Linked DNA regions of Homo sapiens: region 2 is linked to region 1. Evidence: chromatin loops called from intact Hi-C (ENCODE). Cell type or tissue: gastrocnemius medialis. All regions are shown on one strand.

Region 1 (8,000 bases):
TCTCCTCCAATCCGCCCCTTCCCTGTCCCGCTGGCCACCATCTCTCCTGGGGTCTGCAGGCCCTGAGCAGCCAGCTTAGGGGAACAGCTGCTGCCTTCCTAGGAGGCCTTCCAAGCCAGTCTTGAACTGACCCAGCCTTTGCCTCAGTAACTCTGGGCTGCGGTGGGAATGAGAGCAGGTCGGACACGTGGTATAGAGGGCCAGATTGAAGCTACGAAAGCTGAGATGGCTAGCCAGTGATGAAAGGTCCCAGCCAAACTTTCCTTTTTCAATAGAGATGGTACATTCAAAGAATTTTTTGAAAATTTCTGCATAGAGTTATTTTGGGTTTTAGTTTGAGTGTGTGTGTGTGTGTGTGTGTGTGTATTAGATTAAAACAAAGGGAACTGATACATCATTGCCCAGTATCTGAGGCTTATAACTCATCTGTTTCCTTTAGGAATAACATCCAAGACCTTCTGTTAACTCTTAAGACTAACCACACCAAACTTAAATACGCCTTGTATTAGTCAGCTTGGGCTGCCATCACAAAACACCAGAGGCTGGGGGGCTTAAAGGACAGACATTTATTTTCTCTCTGAGGTTGGAAGTCCAGGATGAAGGTGCCAGCAACGCTGGTTTCTGATGAGGCTGTTCTTCCCGGCTAGGAGACGGCCACCTTCTCTCTGTGCTGCACACGACCTTTCCTCCATGTGCTTCTGGGGAGAGGGCTCGCAGGTGTCTCTCCCTATTCTTATAAAGACACCAATCCTATCAGATTAGGGCCCTCCTTTTATGACCTCATTTAACCTTAATTACCATTTTGTTGTTTGTTTGTTTGTTTGTTTTGAGACAGAGTCTCGCTCTGTTGCCCAGACCGGAGTGCAATGGGGCAATCTCTGCTCACTGCCACCTCCACCTCCTGGGTTCAAGTGATTCTGGTGTCTCAGCCTCCTGAGTGGCTGGGATTAAAGGCATGCGCCACCACACCTGGCTAATTTTTGTATTTTTGGTAGAGATGGGGTTTTGCCATGTTGACCAGGCTGGTCTCGAACTGCCGACCTCAGGTGATCCACCCTCCTTGGCCTCCCAAAGTGCTGGGATTACAGGCGTGAGCCACCATACCTGGTCCCTTAATTACCTTTTTAAAGACCCTGTCTCCAAATACAGTCTCATGATGGGGGCTTCATTGTATGAACTGGGGGGGCACAATTCAGGCCACACACTCCCCGAAACAAATGCCTTAGCAGCAGGCTCCCCATTCTCTTTGCCGGGCGGAGGTGCTGGGTTTGGCCTGGGTCCCCTGCTTGGTGTTCATTTTGTTCATCTGCAGGATGACAGGGGACCATCTGGGTTTTCGAGTGGGTGTCACTACATGTGAGCAGCTCCTCCAGACAAGCCTATTAGGTCCCTCTCAGGAACACCCAGGGAGCCAACCCTGGCAATGCAACCACAGCAACCAGTGCCCTAAGCCCAGGTCAGGACACCCAGTCACAGGAAAAAGCCACAGTCACCAGGAATTTATCAAGTCACACAGCAGGCTTGCCCATGCCTCAACCTCTCTCTCCCTCTACACAAGTCCCCATCCCCATTTCTCCTCTAACTGCATCCCTTTCCCAGCCGGCCTGACCTCCCTGCCCTCTGCCCTCTGCACCTCTGTAACCCAGGAGGCACTGCAGCCTGGCAGTGGTTCCAAAATTAGCTGCACACTAGGATCACCCGGGGAGCTTTCAAAAGTCCCAATGTCATCCCATAGGGATTAAATCAGGATGATTTAATCAGACATCCTGATTACATGTCCGGTGGGTGGGAAGCAGATATCAGTATTTTTACTGGTGGACTAGGTTTTGAATCTAGGCTTCATCATCTCATTAGCTGTGTAGCCTTGGGCAAGTTACTGAAGCCAAAACGGAGATAATACTAGCAGTAGCACCTGTCTCTTAAGATTGTAGCAAATATGAAATGAGCTAACGCTCATAAGGAGCCTTAAACAGTGCCTGATGTGTAAGGTATGTGCGTCCACCAGGTGTGCCCCAAAGGAAACCAGCACCTTACAGAGGAAAGGCCATGCAGGAGAATCCGTGTACCAACTCCCCTAATTGTGAAAGGGCAAAGAATGCGCTGACATCAAGTCCCTGCTTGGTGTGGAGCATGCATCATTGTATTTTGTCTGTACAGTGGTTCCTCAGCATCAAGATTATGATAGTCGTTGTGCAGAAGAATAAGGCTAAAAGAGACAAACTCAGGTGGGTCTAGTGATGGAGCTGGGATTTATAACCAGGTCTTTCTCACCCCCAAACTCATGTCCATTGTTATGAAAAATGCTTTGGTTTATAAGAAAAAAAGGGAGAAAATATTTTGTGTAGTCTCAATGTCTTTCACTAGTAAAAATGCAGTGAGGTTGTTTGTATGGTGCAGTTGTGGGGCTGGAACCCATCAAACACCAAGAAGTGCTTTCATTTACTCAGAATAGGGTAGGTGCTAATTAAATCATGGAAACCAACATCAAGATGAGTACAGCCTCACTGCTAATATTTTTTTGTAAAAGTTTAGGCAGGAAAGTTGCTGTTCTGCATTTTGGGTTCAAAATCAGACTACGTTTGCTAGCTATGTGACCATGGCCAATGACTTAATCGCTCTGTAATTCAGTTTCCTCACCTGTCAGTTGGAGATAATAAGAAACTCCCTCATAGAGTTATGAGGCTTAAATGAGCTAAATATAGGCCTACCCCTCAGGGCAGCACCTGACACATAGTATGTGCCCATTCAGTGGTCATATTGCTGTTACTACCATTTAGGGAATGCAAATCAGTCTTCCAAACTCCAAAGTTTCAAGTGGCTATTCCAAATTAGATAGAAGAGTGTTAGGTGAATATCAGAAATGCAACTGGATTTTAATAATTTCTTTTTAATATTAATAACTCAAACCCCCATTCACACTACTCCTTCCAAGTAAACATTCCACACTTTTTCCCCAGCCTGTGTCCCCTTCTGCCGCAAGGTCCTGGACCCTGCTCAAAGAAAACTGATTTAGGCCTTCCTGTAGGCATCTGAGAGCAAGTCAGATGGTTGCCTGCACAGACACAGACAGCGTGGATGGGATTTTGTCTGCAGGCAAGGGTCAAGGCTGGCCGAGCCGATCACTGAGCTCTCCTGCTCCTCCTCCCTGGAAGAGCACCGGCAACTCGACAGTCTCCCCTTGCCCAGCCTTCAGCCAGGCTCCTCTGAATGCTCTTCTCAGCGAGGCCTCAACCTTTGCACTTCTATGCTCATCTCTGCATCGCCTGATTTTAGCAAAAAGCCTAAGTCAGTGTAGCCAGAATGCCCCACCCTCAGTATCTGATCGCTTTGCTATCTGATCCACATCCTCGTTCCCACCGTCCCCCAGGCGACATCTGATCACACTGGCCTCTCTCCTGAAAGAATCCTGTCAAGTTGGTTTAGCGAGAAGCCCCCCTGCCCTTAACATCTCCTCTTAATAATTTTCCATCCACTGGCGTCCCCCTGACCTTGGCTATGAATCCCCACTTGTCCATGTTGTACTCAGAATTGAGCCCAGTTTTATACAGAGGTCTGGTTTTCCTTAGTATACAAGAGTTTGTCAAGAATCTGTTTTGTTATTGTTATTGTTGTTGTTGTTGTTGTTTTTGAGACAGAGTCTCTCTCCATTGCTAGGCTGGAGTGCAGTGGCACGATCTCGGCTCACTGTGATCTCTGCCTCCCGGGTTCAAGCCATTCTCCTGCCTCAGCCTCCTGAGTAGCTGGGATTACAGGCACGGGCCACCACACCCAGCTAATTTTTGTATTTTCAGTAGAGACGGGGTTTCACCATGTTGGCCAGGATGGTCTCGATCTCCTGACCTCGTGATCCACCCGCCTCGGCCTCCCAAAGTGCTGGGGTAACAGGTGTGAGCCACCGCGCCCGGCCCAAGCATCTGTTTTTACCACTTTACTGTCCAGCTCTGGGTACTGACAATCTCCACATATGCACACATGTGAGCACGTGGGCACACACACACACACATGTCCATGCATGTGTGTTCAGCCCCCTCCCCACCCCTCACCCCACACAGCTCTGGCTGCTCTCCTCAGCAGCCCCTCGCAGCTGGGCTCTGGAGCTTCTCTGGTCAGGAACATGGAAGCAGCCCCTGGTCCCCAGCTAGTAACATTTATGAATCTTTTACACCAGTGACCAGAAATAGCACCAACCGCAGTCCACAGTGGCCACGTCGGGCTTGGGAGGCTCGGCCACCAGCCTCTGGATCTGGGCCAGCGTGCTGCAGGCTTCCTCCATCTCTTGCCAAACGAGAAACACGTCCTCTCTGACTCCAGCTCCTAAAAGGGGAGACACAGCATGAGCGGCCGGCTGAGACAGGCCCAGGAATGTGGCAGCCCGCCTAGCAGGCCTGACGCATTGCAGCCAAGTTTCTGGAACATTTCTGAACATCAAATTCCGCTTCCCCCACTAATCTCTTTCTGAGAATCAGAACTGAAATCCCCAAGGAAGTGATATCATCTCAAGAAATCATAAATGCAGACTTTAGGATACAATAAATCCTTCTAAAGTAAATGTTTGTAGCAGCCAGAATATTTAAAATGAATTATTGATAATACCCAAATAAGATAGGAATAAAAACATTCAAAAGCACCTCACACAAGCCAGGGTCACCGCTGCGAGGAGGGGAAATGCAATGGAATGTTGTGAAAGCAACAACCCCTAATCCTTTCGCCATGTAGCCAAGGTGTCCTGCTTCTTTGAAACCACAGGTATAATATTTCCCCCAATGTAATAGTGATTGCCTGGTCTCCTTTTCTGGACCTCTACTGTCTCAGTTAAGGGATAGGTTTGACTCTATAACACTTTTTTAAAATGACATGGCACCATTAATTTAGATATTTATGTCTTTCAATCAATCGAAGTTCATGCCAAGGAGAGTGGTTTAGGGCTGGGATACAGGCTCTGCCTTCATCGAGATCCAGGCTCTAACAGATCAGCAGTTTCTAGATGTTGGGGCGGGTGGGCCGGGGGGAAATGGATGTGCACTCTGTGGTGTGCCATGCAGAGGTGCACGGTGAGAGGTCCTGTCCTGCTACCTTAACTGTATCAAAGTCAAGGTCCCAGCCATGCTGTGGTACTATGTTACTATGGGGGAAAGTGGGTAAAGAATAGATGGGCAGGCTGGGCACGGTGGCATACGCCTGTAATCCTGTAAAACTTTGGGAGGCCGAGGCGGGCAGATCAATGGAGGTCAGGAGTTCGAGACCAGGCTGGCCAACATGGTGAAACCCCGTCTCTACTAAAAATACAAAAATTAGCTGAGCGTGGTGGCCCGTGCCTGTAATCCCAGCTACTCAGGAGGCTGAGACAGGAGAATCACTTGAACTGGGGAGGCGGAGGCTGCAGTGAGCTGAGATCACACCACTGCACTCCAGCTCAGGAGACAGAGTGAGACTCCAGCCCAGGAGACAGAATGAGACTCCATCTTGAAATAAATAAATAAATAGATAAATAGATAAATAATAGATGGGCATCTCCCTGTATCACTTATTACCACTGCCTGTGAATCTATAATTATCTCAAAATAAAAAGGTTAATTTTTAAAATCTTGAAAACAGATCCACACTCTTTCTATCCTGCTCCTCGGTCATCTCAGCACATCCTTCTGTCTTCAGCCACCTTATGATTCAACATGGTGTCCTTAGTGCCAAGCAGCACGTCCTGAGCAGCAGGGCCACTGGGAGGACACAGAAGCACACCCCCTGATGGAGTCAGTTCCTTCGAGGCACCCTGCCCAGAAGGCCCACCCCACAGCTTCATTACTTAGCCACTGCCAGAATGGCATCACGCAGCCCCATCTGGCAGCAAGGGAAATTGAGAAATGCTTTTAGGCTGGGTATACTGCAACCCTAAGTAAAATTGGGGCTACAGCCTAAGGAGCAAGGGAGTGTATCTGGGTGGCAACTGGCAGTCCCTGCCCCTTGGCTGAGACATGTTCTGTCACCAAATACACCGAAAAGCCCCTTCCTCCCACTTCCCAAGTCTGCATGATAATTAACTGATGCCCAATATCCCACAATCACAGATGATGAGAGACCACCCTCCAGTCTACGGGGCACCCCAGGAGACTCATCCACCCGGGGCCAAAGGACTGATCCTAAGCCAACAAGGCAGACTAGGGCAGACCAGAGTTGATGTTTCTGAATTTTAAAATATAGTCAAGAAGGGTAGGGCAGAAAAAAGGGACATCAAAGTTCTAGCCTCTTGAAGTGGGACAAATCAAGTGAGAGAGTATTAATAGCTATGTTCCTAAAGGGGCAAGTGACAAGCCCTGACAGAGACGGACGGCTACCATGGCTCTGTGGCCATCAACAGCCTAGGAAGTGAAATCTGATGTGTCCTGAGCTCCATGTTGAAAATCCAAAAATAACACAGGCTGCTGCCAAATGCGAACCTTAAGCCCACAGGCCCTCTGAACGCTGTAAAATCAAGACAGACTGCCAGCTGCTTGCTTCAGCCTGGAGGTGTTAAGTAGCAGGAGTCTCTTAAAAGTTTCAAATGAGTCAAGGCTTTCCTCTAGACTTGTCAATAATATCTTAAGAGGGAGTACACCACAGGGCAGGGTCAAAGGAGAAAGTTCCGAGGAAACCCAGTCGGCTCTTGGTCATCCAGGGACAGGGAAATGTGTCTCTGGGACAGCAGTGACCGGGACGTGCTCCCTGTGCAGGCAGTATCTAGGATTATCACTACCCCAGTCTAGTGATCGTGATGAAGCAGCTACAGACTGCTATGTCGGTGATCAGAGAGCAACACAAGTCCATCTGATTTGCTTTGCTTAAAAACAAAAGAAAAGAAAACAAAACAAAACAAAAAAACAGTGAAAAAGAAAGCTACAGAACAGTAAAAGCATCATGACAATGCACAGGTTTTATTTCAAGTTATTCCTCACACAGTAAGGAAGCACTGCCAGTTTTATCAAGGTCACTTTTAAGGACTTAGTTGGGATCTCAGATAGCCACAGCCGAGGGACAGAGCCCCATTGGGGATGGAAGACGATGGGGGCACAGGAAACCCCGCTGTTCAGACCTCCGTGAATTTGAAATTCTCCAGGCTACACCAGGGAGGAGATGAAACAGCAGGAAGCTGTATGTATCTTTATGTATCTTTTTTTTTTTTTTTTAATGGATTCTTGCTCTGTCGCCCAGGCTGGAGTGCAGTAGCACGATCTAGGCTCACTGCAACCTCTGCCTCCCAGGTTAAAGCGATTCTTGTGCCTCAGCCTCCCGAATAGCTGGGATCACCACCACACCTGGCTAATTTTTGTATTTTTTTAGTAGAGATGGGGTTTCACCATGTTGGACAGGCTGGTCTTGAACTCCCTGACCTCAGGTGATCCACCCGCCTCAGCCTCCCAAAGTGCTGAGATTACAGGCATGAGCCACCGTGCCCAACCAAAGCTGTATGTATCTTGACTGTCAAGGTGGAAGCCAACTAAGGTCTGCCTGACAACAGAAGCTGGATACGGTTCCTAATGGAGTCATTCAGGAGACCTAGTGGATTCTCCAACCAGAATGCATGCCTGCCCAATCCCCCGCCTTGCATGACTGCTGCCCTCCCAGACACCTGGTAACAATTTGAAGGCCGGGCGCAGTGGCTCACATCTGTAATCTCAGCACTTTGGGAGGCCTAGGCAGGAGGATCACCTGAGGTCTGGTGTTTGAGACCAGCCTGGCTAACATGGTGAAACTCCGTCTCTACTAAAAATACAAAAATGAGCCGGGTGTGGTGGCAGGTGCCTGTAATCCCAGCTACTCAGGAGGCTGAGGCAGGAGAATCTCTTGAACCTGGGAAGCAGAGGTTGCAGAGAGCCATTGCACTCCAGCCTGGGTGACAGAGAAAGACTGCATCTCAAAAACAAACAAAAAAACCAAACCAAAACAAAACAAAAAAACAATTTGCAGGCTCGTGTTAAAATGCTAACATACCTGGGAGCAATGTCACAGTCTGCTGCTGTTTTTCATTA
Region 2 (8,000 bases), 230 kb after region 1:
CCTGATTGCTTGGCCAGAACTTCCAACACTATGTAGAATAGGAGTGGTGAGAGAGGGCATCCCTGTCTTGTGCCAGTTTTCAAAGGGAATGCTTCCAATTTTTGTCTATTCGGTATGATACTGGCTGTGGGTTTGTCATAAATGGCTCTTATTATTTTGAGATATGTCCCATCAATACCTAGTTTATTGAGAGTTTTTAGCATGAAGGGATGTTGAATTTTGTCAAAGGCCTTTTCTGCATCTATTGAGATAGTCATGTAGTTTTTGTCTTTGGTTCTGTTTATATGATGGATTACGTTTATTGATTTGCGTATGTTGAACCAGCCTTACATCTCAGGGATGAAGCCAACTTGATCTTCGTGGATAAGCTTTTTGATGTGCTACTGGATTCAGTTTGCCAGTATTTTATTGAAGATTTTGCATCGATGTTCATCAGGGATATTGGTCTAAAATTCTTTTTTTCCTGTGTCTCTGCCAGGCTTTGGTATTAGGATGTTGCTGGCCTCATAAGATGAGTTAGGGAGGATTCCCTCTTTTTCTGTTGATTGCAATAGTTTCAGAAGGAATGGTACCAGCTCCTCTTTATACCTCTGGTAGAATTCGGCTGTGAATCTGTCTGGTCCTGGACTTCTTTTGGTTTGTAGGCTATTAATTATTGCCTCAGTTTCAGAGCCTGTTATTGGTCTATTCAGGGATTCAACTTCTTTCTGGTTTAGTCTTGGGAGGGAGTATGTGTCCAGGAATTTATCCATTTCTTCTAGATTTTCTAGTTTATTTGCATAGAGGTGTTTATAGTATTCTCTGATGGTAGTTTATTTCTGTGGGATCGGTGGTGATATCTCCTTTATCATTTTTTATTGCGTCTATTTGATTCTTCTCTTTTCTTCTTTATTAGTCTTGCTAGAGGTCTATCAATTTTGTTGATCTTTTCAAAAAACCAGCTCCTGGATTCATTGATTTTTTGAAGGGTTTTTTTTGTCTGTATCTCCTTCAGTTCTGCTCTGATCTTAGTTATTTCTTGCCTTCTGCTAGCTTTTGAATGTGTTTGCTCTTGCTTTTCTAGTTCTTTTAATTGTGATGTTAGTGTGTCAATTTTAGATCTTTCCTGCTTTCTCTTGTGGGCATTTGGTGGTATAAATTTCCCTCTACACACTGCTTTAAATGTGTCCCAGAGATTCTGGTATGTTGTGTCTTTGTTCTCATTGGTTTCAAAGAACATCTTTATTTCTGCCTTCATTTCGTTATGTACCCAGTAGTCATTCAGGAGCAGGTTGTTCAGTTTCCATGTAGTTGAGCGGTTTTGAGTGAGTTTCTTAATCCTGAGTTCTAGTTTGATTGCACCATGGTCTGAGAGACAGTTTGTTATAATTTCTATTCTTTTACATTTGCCGAGGAGTGCTTTACTTCCAACTATGTGGTCAATTTTGGAATAAGTGCGATGTGGTGCTGAGAAGAACATATATTCTGTTGATTTGGGGTGGAGAGTTCTGTAGATGTCTATTAGGTCTGCTTGGTGCAGACCTGAGTTCAATTCCTGGATATCCTTGTTAACTTTCTGTCTCATTGATCTGTCTAATGTTGACAGTGGGGTGTTGAAGTCTCCCATTATTATTGTGTGGGAGTCTAAGTCTCTTTGTAGGTGTCTAAGGGCTTGTTTTGTGAATCTGGGTGCTCCTGTATTGGTGCATATATATTTAGGATAGTTAGTTCTTCTTGTTGAATTGATCCCTTTACCATTATGTAATGGCCTTCTTTGTCTCTTTTGATTTTTGTTGGTTTAAAGTCTGTTTTATCAGAGACTAGGATTGCAACCCCTGCTTTTTTTTGATTTCCATTTGCTTGGCAGATTTTCCTCCACCCCTTTATTTTGAGCCTATGTGTGTCTCTGCAGGTGAGATGGGTTTCCTGAATACAGCACACTGATGGGTCTTGACTCTTTATCCAATTTGCCAGTCTGTGTCTTTTAATTGGAGCATTTAGCTCATTTACATTTAAGGTTAATATTGTTATATGTGAATTTGATCCTGTCATTATGATGTTAGCTGGTTATTTTGCTCGTTAGTTGATACAGTTTCTTCCTAGCCTTGATGGTCTTTACAATTTGGCATGATTTTGCAGGTGGCTGGTACCGGTTGTTCCTTTCCATGTTTAGTGCTTCTTTCAGGAGCTCTTGTAAGGCAGGCCTGGTGGTGACAGAATCTCTCAGTATTTGTTTGTCTGTAAAGGATTTTATTTCTCTTTCACTTACGAAGTTTAGTTTGGGTGGATATGAAATTCTGGGTTGAAAATTCTTTTAAGAATGTTGAATATTGGCCCCCACTCTCTTCTGGCTTGCAGAGTTTCTGCAGAGAGATCCGCTGTTAGTCTGATGACCTTCTCTCTAGTTGTTCTACCCATGTTTGAAAGTGGGATATTGAATTCTCCAAATATTTTTATTGAATTTCTTCTTTATCCCTTCATCCTGCATGTTTTTATTTCCTGTGTTTTGGAGCTCTCTTGTTAGGTTCACGTATGTTTATAATTATGTCATCTTAATGGAGTGATCCCTTTATTATTATTAAATGTCTTTTTTCCTCTTGTAGCAATTTTTATCTTAAAGTCTGAATTTTTAAAATTTATTTTTTAATAGTTGCTGTGAGAATTACAATTAACATCAACTTGTAATAGTTTAGTTTGGACTAATGTCACCTATTCTTCAAATATTCTTCATGCCTTTTTTTCTCTCCTCTTCTGAGACTCCTGTTGTACAGATGGTGTTTTGTAGTCACTCAGGCTCTTTTCATTTTTCTTCATTTTTATTTCTGTTTCCCAGACTGGATAATCTTAACCAACCTATTTTTGAGTTTGCTGATTCTTTCCTTTGCCTGCCAAAATATGCTATTGAGCCCCTCTGATGAATTATTTTAGTTATTGTACTTTTATGTCCAGAATTTCAATTTGCTTGTTTTTTCCAGTTTCTTTCTCTTTATTGATATTTTCTGTTTGGTGAAGCGTTGTTCTCATACTTTAGTTTTGCACGTGGTTTCCTTTTTTCCTTTGAACATATTTAAAATAGCTTATTTAAAGTCTTCTAGTAAGTCCTGTCCTCAGGGACCATTACTGTTGATTGCATTTTTTCCTATGTATGAGCCATACTTTCTTGTTTCTTTAAATTTATTTGAAAACTGGGCAGTGGGAGGGGCTCATTTCAGTTACTGTGCTTTTCTATTTGGTTATTTTAATAATTTCTTTCTCTTCTTAATATTCTCCATTTGGTGTGACTTTTAGTTCTTTGGACATTATTTCCTTTAGTTCTTTGAATATATTTAATATAGCTGAATTAAATTATTCAGTAATTCTAAAACCTGGGCTTTCTCAAGGGCAGTTTCTATTAAATACTTTTTGTCCCTTTATACTTTTTTGTTTCTTTGTATGTCTCTCAATTTTTTGTTGAAAACTGGACAACTAACATATAAGGTGGCAACTCTGGAAATTAGATTTTCCCCTCCCTAAGGTTTGTTGTTGTTTTTGTTGCTGTTTGTTTAGTGGCTTTCTGAACAAGTTATTTTAAATCTATATTATTTGTGGTGCATGGCTACTGAAGTCTCCGTGTGGTGAGCTTCATAGTCATCTAATGATTGAACAGAGATTTCCTTAAAAACCTGGAACCAGTAATTCTCCCCATCTTTGTTGAGAGGCCTGTGTATTTGCGTACATATGTGTGTGTTGGGGCACATCAAAACACTCAGCCGGGCAGTTGACAGCTGTTCCTTAGCCTTCCCCTCCTGTTTACACAAAGCCTGGGGTCAGCCCCAGGTGTGAGAGCTTAGGGATGTCTCAGGTTTCTTCTGAGCACAGGCAGAGCCAGAGCCCGATGCGTACACAGGACCTTCTAGATTGGCAGGAAGGTGTCAACACTTTTTACAGCCCCTGTGGACATCTTATTCCCAACTTTTCCTTTTAAACTTTTGGGTCTGCTTATTGTTTGGCCCAACTGTCATCTACCACATTGTTCTGCAGCCAAATTTTTAAAAATTTCCCCTAAAGGTTTTTGACAACTGTTACCAGGGTCGAGGCTTTTCACAGTGGGAAAGCTCTGAGTCAGGTCAAATAAAAGTAGCCTTCCAGGTGGGGCCTCACTGGGACTCACCACACAGATCAGATAAAGACAGTTCTCTGGAAATCAGGCTTTCGAGGAGCTGCAGCATTGTTCTGCCACCCTTATTGCCTGTCAGGCTGCTGATTTTCACTGTGATTGGGCTGTTGGTTATAGTGCTGTCACAGAGCTGGAGAGAAGAGAATGAGAATAGAAAAGTTAAATGCCACATATTTCACTGTTCTTGTTGAGATTCAGCTTTTTAAAAATGTATTAACATTCCATGGATTGCTGCAAGCTTTTGGAGATTGCTGCAAGCTTTTGGTTAATTGCCAGAGTTCTTAGAAAGTTTATTCTGATGCTGCCAATTTTCTTGTTCTTGTTAGAATTTTCAAATGTCCCTAACTTTGCCATTTTCACTGACAGTACCTCTGTTGCTTTTTTTTCTTCTTCTGTGCTATTTTGTTTCTTCAAACTATTCTCAACTTTTGCTGTCAAAACCAGTTGATTGAATTAACATTGATAATGGCATGTAGGTCCTGAAATTAAATTTCATTATCTTAATATTATAAATATTAACCCATTTAAGAATCACTATTACAAAAACATTTTGAAGATAAACTATTGAGCAGGTAGAACTAATTACCAGAATTTATCATTAGCTATTTCATTTTTTAATACAGATTCTTATTGAGATCATTTTAGAATCATACACTGTTATAAGAAGTTATACAGAGAGATCCTGTGTAGCCTGTACCTGGTTCCTCCCAATGGCAATATCTTGACAAAGAATACTACAAAGTCACAACCAGGATGTTGATCTTTTGATAGGAATGGGTATTTCATTTTCACCATCCTGATATTGTGGCTTTCATTACCATTTCCCTGATGGTTAATGATGTTGAACATCTTTTCACTTGCTTATTGGATTGTTCTTTTCTGTTTGTTTTTGAGTTCTTTATATAGCCTAGATCTTTAGACTTTTGTTAAATATGTAGTTTGCAAATATTTTATACCTTTTCGTAGTTTGTCCTGTCCTACTCTTAACAGGGTCATGTGAAGGGCAAAGTTTTTAATTTTGAATGAGGTACAACAATTTATCATTTTTTTTTTCTGGATTGTGCTTTTGGTGTCAACTCTAGGAACACTGCCAAACCTTAGATCCTGAAGATCTTCTCTATCCTTTTTAAAAAGTTTTATAGTTTTACATTTTAAATTTAGAGCAGTGATGTATTTTGAGTTAATTTTTGTATAAGTTGTAAGGATTAGGTCAGGGTTCTTTAAGAAAAATATTGTTTTGGTCTATAGATGTCTCATTGCTTCTGTGCTATTTGTTGGAAAAGCTGTTCTTCCAATGAATTGCTTTTGCAATTTTGTCAAAACCAGTGAGGCATATATGGTTCTGTTTCTAGGTGTTCTACTCTCTGCAAGTGATTTATGTGTCTATCCCTCTGCCAATATCACACTGCCTTGGTTACTGAAGTTATGCAGTAAGACATAATGTCTGGTGGAGTGATTCCTCTCACTTTATTCTTGTTTTTGAAGATTGTTTTTAGCAATTCTAGGGTTTGTTCCTATCTAATTTTTTGTATAAGCTTGTCAACAAAAAATTATCCTGGGATTTTTACAGGGTTTACATTAAACCCACAGATTAATTTGGGAAGAATTAACATCTTTACATTTTGAGTCTTTTAATCCATGAATATAGTGTGTCTTCTTGTTTATGTAGATCTTCTTTGATTTATTTCATCAGCATTTTGTATATTTCAGTACATATGTCCTGTGCATGCTTTCTTAGATTTATATCTGAGGTACTTCATTTTATTTGGAGTCGTAAATGGCGTTGTAAATGGCATTTTAATGTTGATTTTTGCATATTCATTGTTAGTATATAGAAATGTACTGGATTTTAGGATTTAGACCTTGTATTCTGCAACTTTGCTATATGTACTTATTACCTTTAAGAAGGACTTTTCTTTTTGAGTCCTTGGGGTTTTTACATAGACAAGTATGTAGCCTGCAATTAGGGAGTTTTATTTCCTTTCCAGTGTGTTCGTCTTTTTTTTTTCCTTGCCTTGTTAAAGTGGCCAGAACTTCTAGCACATGTTGAATAGAGTGAGAGCCACATCCTTGACATGTTCCCAGTCTCAGGGCCTATATATTCAGTCTTTTACTGGTAAGAAGGATATTACCTAGAGGTTGAGATTGAGGTAGTTCTACATTTCTCCTATCTTCTTGAGAGTTTTTATCATGAAGAGGTGTTCGGTTTTGTCAAATACTTTTTCTGTGTCAGTTGATATGATCATGTGTTTTTCCTCTTTAGCCTGTTGATGGGGTGAATTACAATGATCAGTTTTTGAATTTTGGGTGAGTCTTGCATACCTTGAGTAAAAGTCACTTGGTCGTGATGCATAATTTTATACATTGCTGGGTTCAATTTGTAATTTTTTTTTTGTCTAAGTTAATGAGTTTTGTAGTTTTTAAAATAACATGTATGTAGCATAAAATTCAGCATTTATAACTATTTTAAGTGTACAATTCAGTAGCATTAATCACAATGTTATACAAACACCACCATTCTTTTTTCATTACCCTAGAGACTCAGTAACCATTAAGCCACAACTCCTCACTTCCCCCTACCCTGTTGCCCAGTAACCTCTAATCTACTTTCTGTCCCCGTGAATTTGCTTATTCTACATTTTTCATGTGAGTAGAAGCACAGTATTTGCCCTTTTTTGTCTAGCTTATTTCACTTACTATAATATTTTCAAGGTCCATCCATGTTGTAGCATATATCAGAATTTCATTCTTTTTTGTGGCTGAATAATATTTCATTATGTAACTGCCATGTTGATCCATTCATCTGTGATGGACACTTGGTGTTTCTGTTTGGAGACTTTGGGTACTATGGTCACGCATCACTCAACGTGGAAAACATCCTAAGTGGTGTTAGGCCATTTAATCATTGTGCTAACATAGAGTGTACCTACACAAACCTAGGTGGTATAGCCTACTACATACCTAAGGTATATGATACAGCCTATTGCTCCTAGACTGCAAGCCTGTACAACATGTTACTATACTGAATACTGTAGGCAGTTGTAACACAATGGCAAGTTTTCGTGTATCTAAACATAGAAAAGGGTACAGTAAATACAGTATTATAATCTTATGGAGCCACCATCATCTATGCAGTCCATCGTTGACCAAAACATTACATGGTACATGACTGCATTTAAATACTTTGTTTTAACAGTCAGCCTATTTAGGTTTATCATATAGGTCCTGACTAGGGCCTGCTGTTTTGGGCTATAGTTCCAGTAATAGCTTAGTTTTTAGAGCATTTGCAGTGCGAGCTTCAGAGTTTTAGTGATTTTCTGATACTGAAGCTGCTAAGAGTAGTTGGTGGTTCTTGAGCATTAGTTCTACATTTTATAACTGAAGTTTACAGATCTTTTTAGATGACTTAGATTCTTTAGGATAAGGTGAAAATTAATTATGGTATTTTGTCTTTAGCTATAAAATTAATTTTGAAAAACCTTTCTGGCTCATCTTTTTAGATGTATGGTATATATCCTGCACATCTGAATTACATAGGATTATATTTTGAGTTTTAGTAAACAACATGGGCATTAGCTTCTTTAGGAAGTTGATGATATTGAGTGGTCTTGATAAAATTAAAATATGGTTTATATGAGTTCCCTTGTACTTCTAATGTGGCAAGAAGACAAGTATATGTTACATTTTTCAGATAATAAAACTAATGAGGGAAGAAACAAAGCTTTGATCATAAAATGTCTTTAAGCTCGAAGGGACCCATGTGGACCTAGTCCAGGATGTTTTAAAATTGCTATTGAGCCCTTTGTTGAAACAAAATATTGAGCAAGTGTAACTGTAAAAGAGATATTGATGTATTTAACAATGT

Evidence for each region. Peaks named below come from ENCODE experiments on the same cell type or tissue, not always from the same donor. Only the 100,000 strongest peaks of a DNase experiment are listed, where the experiment ranks them.
Region 2: it touches region 1 in a loop (2.8-fold over the local background); 2 of 110 quality-filtered maps call a loop at or near these places.

The regions. Positions count from the first base shown.
Region 1 is chr2:98,159,165-98,167,164 of GRCh38, reverse strand. VWA3B (von Willebrand factor A domain containing 3B) reads right to left here. Exons shown (of 28, transcript NM_144992.5): 8 at 4,189-4,314. Among named protein-coding and RNA genes, the nearest start is that of VWA3B, 76 kb to the right of the region's middle. RefSeq lists an enhancer at 3,639-4,185. In gastrocnemius medialis, no CTCF peak of the experiment used is centred here; DNase peaks (open chromatin) are centred at 2,704, 4,294, 5,754, 6,394 and 1 weaker place; H3K27ac peaks cover 6,089 bases.
Region 2 is chr2:97,932,182-97,940,181 of GRCh38, reverse strand. The region is part of intron 1 of TMEM131 (transmembrane protein 131); the gene reads left to right. Among named protein-coding and RNA genes, the nearest start is that of TMEM131, 60 kb to the left of the region's middle. RefSeq lists an enhancer at 3,525-4,026. In gastrocnemius medialis, no CTCF peak of the experiment used is centred here; a DNase peak (open chromatin) is centred at 3,831; H3K27ac peaks cover 6,987 bases.